Linked DNA regions of Homo sapiens: region 2 is linked to region 1. A link is an interaction called in ENCODE POLR2A ChIA-PET data of the cell type or tissue named here. Cell type or tissue: HepG2. All regions are shown on one strand. Each heading gives the region's core, and the rest is flanking DNA. Links, peaks and the distances in the headings are about the cores only. Region 1 has its middle 77 kb from the start of HS6ST2-AS1. Region 2 has its middle 34 kb from the start of MBNL3.

Region 1 (2,922 bases), core at 170-2,669:
AGAAATCAGGTAAATGGCTTGGAAGTCTGTTCTTATAATGAAGTGGAACTGTTTCCTTCCTTAAGCCATTAAACACAGGAGGAGGATTGATTTCTCTAATAAGTAGTTCAAAGGTACCAAATTTTCACTGCCTGGGCATTGCTTATCTCAAAACTAATTTGAAATGCAGGCTGGAAACAGCCACTTGTTCCTTCTGCAGTGCCATTGGTCCCATTAAGCCAATCATCTCACTCATTTTTGATCCAGTGGACATTACAGTAAACACGTTTTTTTCCTTCCCACCCAGTAGCCTTGCATGAAGTGCAAGAGAACGGTATTCTCATTTTGAAAGATGGAGAGATTGAAGCAGAAACCGACCCCAACGCAGTGTCTAGATTAGATTGGGAAAAATCAAAACCCTGATTTGATCTGTGTAAAAAGCACTTTAACATCCCTGACCTAATTTCATCCTTACTAATCCCTTTATGAGGCAAGGCAGGGGCAGGTGTCATTTTCTTCAGAGCTGACCTTATCCATGGGAAAAGCAGGCAAGCAACTATTGATGGGACCTGAAGGGTGCCTGAAAACCCCACTGCCAATAGGCCTCCCCCATCTTTGATGGCTCAGGTTCCATCTTGAGCAGTGATTCCTTAGGGCTAAGTTTTGTCTTCCCTATGGGTCTTTCAACATGCAGATACTCTAGTAATGGGTTGCATGACATTGGATATATTTAGCAGGTTACTTCTTCTTTGCTAGGGGAGAGAAGAAGGAGGGGGAAAGCACTGAGAAACAAGGAAAAGGGGATCATTACTCAAAATGTCAAGAACCCGAAAAGAGGTAATTATGGGAGGAGGATGTTTTCAATCAGATTCACCTATTTTCCATGTTGCCTGGAGCAGGCCCTGGTCCCCAAGAGATAAGTGAAGTTGTTAAGGGACTTTGCCATGTTTCTTAGAGATGTATTCAGGAATATGTTCCTCATTAATCACAAAAATATCAACACTGAAGGGAAATAAATTGTCTTAGAATTAAGATATCATCTACCTAAATGACCTTCTCTTTTAAATGTTGACAATTGAAGAAGAATCTAGTATTTCAGTACTAAATCAGTCTGGGTGATATTGAATTACACTCTTAACATAGGGAAGAAGTCCTCTTATTTTCCTCTTTGGTAGAGGAAAACCTTTCTCTCTAACTTCTCCCCACCCTGGGTTAATTTGAAGATTCAGTCCATCTTTGCTTTACAGACTCTTTTCTCTTTATCTCTGTGGCTTGTATTAATACATTCTTTGAAATGAAGAGAAGGTGGTTAGGATCTAACTTTAAAGGTGGTAGATAGAAGTTGGATAGGACCCAACAGAAAAATCTAGACTTATAATCCAGAGCTCAGGCAGGCTCCAGAATGTGGAAAAATCGAAATATGGTTACCTCACTGTGGAATCTACTTTATAGGGGATGTTGACATGGAGATATGAGTCCACATGGCTAGTTCAAAGCAAACTACTAGGCAATGTGTGCTCTTCACAGAGTTCAATGTAGAGCCCAGGGCCCAAAAGTTACATGCAGGGTAACTGGGTGGTCAGGGTCAGACAAGAACTGTCCTTATAGATGAAAGGATGTCACAGGCAGGAAAATGCCTTGCTGCGACCAACAGAGATAAGATTCAAAGCCAAAGATAAGTGGGTAAACAGTCATGTTAGCTGTCTATAGATATTAGTGGCTGGCACCTTGAACCTGAGACACAAATGACAAAAACACAGTGCTTGTGGAGTTGGGTCATAAGGGAACAGCAGGAAGCCACTGACTCAAGACTGATCCACAGGACCACTGAAGACCTGGGTTCTTGGTCCCAGCTGTGCCATGAGCTTATAGTGCAGATGCCAGGAAATTCACTCATTTATAAAATAAAGAGGCTAAGATACATCAGTTGTTTTAACCATGATATGGAACTGGTGTACTGCAATGATCTCTTATCATTTGTCACTCACAGTAAGGAAGTGTTCATGACCTTGGCCACACTCAGGGAAATGTGTCCTGCACAGAATTATCATCTAATGTGTGATTGTCAAGGGAAAAGTTTGATAATTACTAATCTAAAGCACTGTTTCTCCAATTTTAATGTGTGTACAAATCATCTGGGAATTTTGTTAAAAGGAAGATCCAGATTCCGTAGATCTGATAAGGAGCCTGAGGCTCTGCATTTCCAATGAGTTCCAGGTGATGTCGGTGCTGCTGGTCTATGGACCACGCTACGAGCATCAAGGTTCTTACAGGGTGTCTTATCAGCTCTGAAATTCTATGATCCCATGTGTAACTTCTCACTCTCTTCCAATCAGCCCCTCTCCCCACTCTAGGTCAAGATTGGCCCCAGATATGGGGCCTGTAGGAAAATCAGAGTCTCCTGATGAGGCCAAGTAGGAAAATCAGAAACTAAGAAGACTGTTGCCCCATTCTGAACCCATATGCTAACTTCAGTTGCTTGTGTACTGTATGCCAGTAGTCCTGATCTGGGATCTATTATGCTACCAGCTCTTGGCTTTAGTAGAACTCTTTGCCACATCAAATTATGGGCAGGATTGGCAGCAAGATCCTCTCTAGGATTCCATGGCATCTTAGAGTGGGGTAATCCATTTTCATTGGTGAGGTAGGCCCATGAAGACAGAGAAAGAGACACTACTGGGAGGAAGATGTGGTTAATCCATGTGAGACAATTTCCCAAGACTTCTAGAATTAAAATATCCATCTCACTTTTACCTTTTTGCTTTCATGAATAACTACCTTCCACTTTAGATGGTGAATGCTCCTTGTTCATCACTATATACCTACGGCCTAGCACAGTATCTAGCGCAGAGCAGAGTTCAGTAAACATTTGTTGAATGAATGAATGAATGAATGAATGAATGAATGAATCAGTCAAGCAACTGGAGCTGCAGTTTGCTTAAA
Region 2 (2,922 bases), core at 273-2,772, 68 kb before region 1:
AAATGCTTAAAAACGTATTACATTGTAAGTCCCACTAATTCACAATTCAATATAATACCTACTATATAGACAGATTTTCCTTTTTTTCTTTCTTTCTTTCTTTCTTTTTTTTTTTTTTTTTTAAGATGGAGTCTCGCTCTGTCGCCCAGGCTGGAGTGCAGTGGCGTGATCTCAGCTCACTGCAAGCTCCGCCTCCCAGGTTCATGCCATTCTCCTGCCTCAGCCTCCCGAGTAGCTGGGACTACAGGTGCCTGCCACCATGCCCGGCTAATTTTTTTGTATTTTTAGTAGAGACTGGGTTTCACCGTGTTAGCCAGAATGGTCTCGATCTCCTGACCTCGTGATCCGCCGTCTCGGCCTCCCAAAGTGCTGGGATTACAGGCGTGAGCCACCGCGCCCAGCATAAACAGATTTTCAACCTTTCACAGCACATAAGAAAGTAATTAGGAAATCTAAACTACCACAACCAAATATATTACCGAGTGCGCACAATTCTGACAGGGAGAGCCAAGGTCAGGGAGAGGTTTTCTTTAAGAAACAATCCTACTGAAAAACAACATGAGAATAGAAGTAATTTTAAGTGTTTAAGACATATTAAATGTATGACTGTGACTCCAAGTTGCCATTTAGTATGCTTTGTATTACAGGATACAAAAACTGCCTCCCTCCAGTCTATGGGATATGAAATTGGTACCCAAGGCAGTGAATGCCTCCTACAATTCAATGTCTCACTATTTTCTCATTGTACCTAATAATAATAACAATAATAATAATTACCAGCAAATGGTTTCACCTCTTAAAACCATTTACTCTTAGCAAATGAATGAAGTAGCATTCCTGTCTTCTTAAAAATGTGTCTAGAGCTACTAAAAAGCTTGCATCTTCAAAATAGTTGATAAAAATTATTCCACATTAATCAGACTTGGTGTCTTTCTTTCCTACGTCATCAGAGGCTAGATGCTCCTCCATTTTAGCTCTCGGTTTTCTGCAGGTAAATCTTTAGTTTCTCGGTTAGCCTATGCAGCCTGTTTGCCCTTTGTTCCCCTTTTCCCTTTTGTTTGCACTTTTTTTCTGAGGATTTATCCTTTCCTGCTGCTTTTTATTTATTTATTTATTTATTTTTGGGCTTTGTTTCAACTTTTGCAGGGGCAGGCTTAACTGAGAACCTCACATCTCCTCTTGGGCTCTTCCTTTGCGTCTAGAGACTTTGCAAAGCTGGGCTGCTGGGCTGTCACTCTTCTCGCCCTCAAATAACCTTTGAACATAGCATTTGGACAATACGACGTTGGGGCTAAAGACAAAAAGAACTCTAAAACAATATTGACCTCTACTTTGTAGGCTTTTATTTCTCAGAGGGGTGGGTGAGCGATACTGAAATTACTTTTTGTGTATCCTAGGATTGACCAAATAAGTAAATATACTGTGGATAAAGGAAGCTAGGTTTCTTATTGTCAGAGAAGGGAGTTATAAATATGGAAGATGAAAAAAAATAGAATAAATCCTGTAGTGTTGGACTGAACTTGGAGGTATTAGTGTGAAATCATGGATTTAAATATAGCCTAGAGATAGATATGTAAATAAATATTGGCGTATATGGATATTATATATATATATTATTTTTTCTTTGCTAGCTGAGAGGGTCTAAAAGCAATGACTCTCAAGAAACAATGGGCACACCTAGCACTCAGATCTTGGTTTCTAAAAACTCAAAGGAATCAAGGCTCCTTGGAGAAATGGATGAATGCAAGGCTGCGGCAGGAAAAGAACGAGATGAATCTGGAATATCCTGCTATGCCAGAAAGTAAGAAACTGTTCAAAGCTTGATGGGGGCATGTCAAAATGAAGCAGGAGGCAGCTTTAAGGGGCACACACTTGGCCAAATCAGGGACAATTTGAGCTTCTTTTTGTTCTTTTCTTTTCTTTTTTTCTTTTTCTTTTTCTTTTTTTTTAAACTGGCTGGAGTGCAGTAGCACAATCATAGCTCACTGCAACCTTGAATTCCTGGGCCCAAGCCATCCTCTCAAATCAACCTCCTGAATAGCACTGGGACTACAGGTGAATACCATTATGCCAGGCTAATTTTTTATTTTTATATTTTTAGAGGCATGGTCTTGCTATGTTGCTGAGGCTTGTCTCAAACTCCTGGCCTCAAGAATCCTCCTACTTTAGCCTCCCAAGTCGCTGGGATTGCAGACATGAGCCACCATGCCCAGCAACAAATTAAGCTTCTAAATAAATGATAGTAAAGGACTTTATCTCATAAAATAAAATAAAAATCCATGAGTCCACACTGATGTAATGAATAAGGAATAAAAGGAGAAGGGGAAGGTCCTTCTTGGAATAGAAAGCCAGCTAATAAATGTAGAAGAAATTATGAAATTAGAAATTTATCATTTGGCAACTATTATAGTAATAATTGTTTCTGGCAAGAATCTACTAAATCTAGTGTGTAGAATTTTGAGGAATAGCAGAATATTTATATAGTTTCAAAATATCCCCCCCATAAGAAGCTTATTAATTACAAAGGGGAAAAATAGCTACTTCACAATGAGAAAACCCTGATAGATATCACTTTAAACAAGGATCAAAATTAACATCACCAGTAGTGGCACCGATGGACATCATGTGCCTCCTGATACGATGCTCAAAGAACCCAATGTCACTTGAGGGTTATTCTTGACAAAAAATGTATAACCTGAATATAATCATGAGTAAGCCTCAGACAAACTAAAACTGAGGGATATGCTACAACTAGTTGATACCGTCAGAAATTTCAGTGTCTTGAAACACAAAGACTGTATTTTAGGTTAAGGGAGACTAACTAAATATGACAATTGAATGTACCACATGTTTCTGTATTTCATTTGCTGTATAAGACATTACTGGGACAATTAGAAAAATCTGAATGAAGTCTGTAGAGTA

The links. ChIA-PET counts read pairs that join two places held together with the same protein. Peaks named below come from ENCODE experiments on the same cell type or tissue, not always from the same donor. Only the 100,000 strongest peaks of a DNase experiment are listed, where the experiment ranks them.
Region 2: POLR2A ChIA-PET joins it to region 1 with 7 read pairs; 2 of 35 experiments call an interaction of 5 or more read pairs at or near these places.

Annotation. Positions count from the first base shown.
Region 1 is chrX:132,589,026-132,591,947 of GRCh38, forward strand. No RefSeq gene overlaps it. Among named protein-coding and RNA genes, the nearest start is that of HS6ST2-AS1, 77 kb to the right of the region's middle. In HepG2, for the core only: no CTCF peak of the experiment used is centred there; a DNase peak (open chromatin) is centred at 1,626.
Region 2 is chrX:132,521,366-132,524,287 of GRCh38, forward strand. No RefSeq gene overlaps it. Among named protein-coding and RNA genes, the nearest start is that of MBNL3, 34 kb to the left of the region's middle. In HepG2, for the core only: no CTCF peak of the experiment used is centred there; no DNase peak of the experiment used is centred there.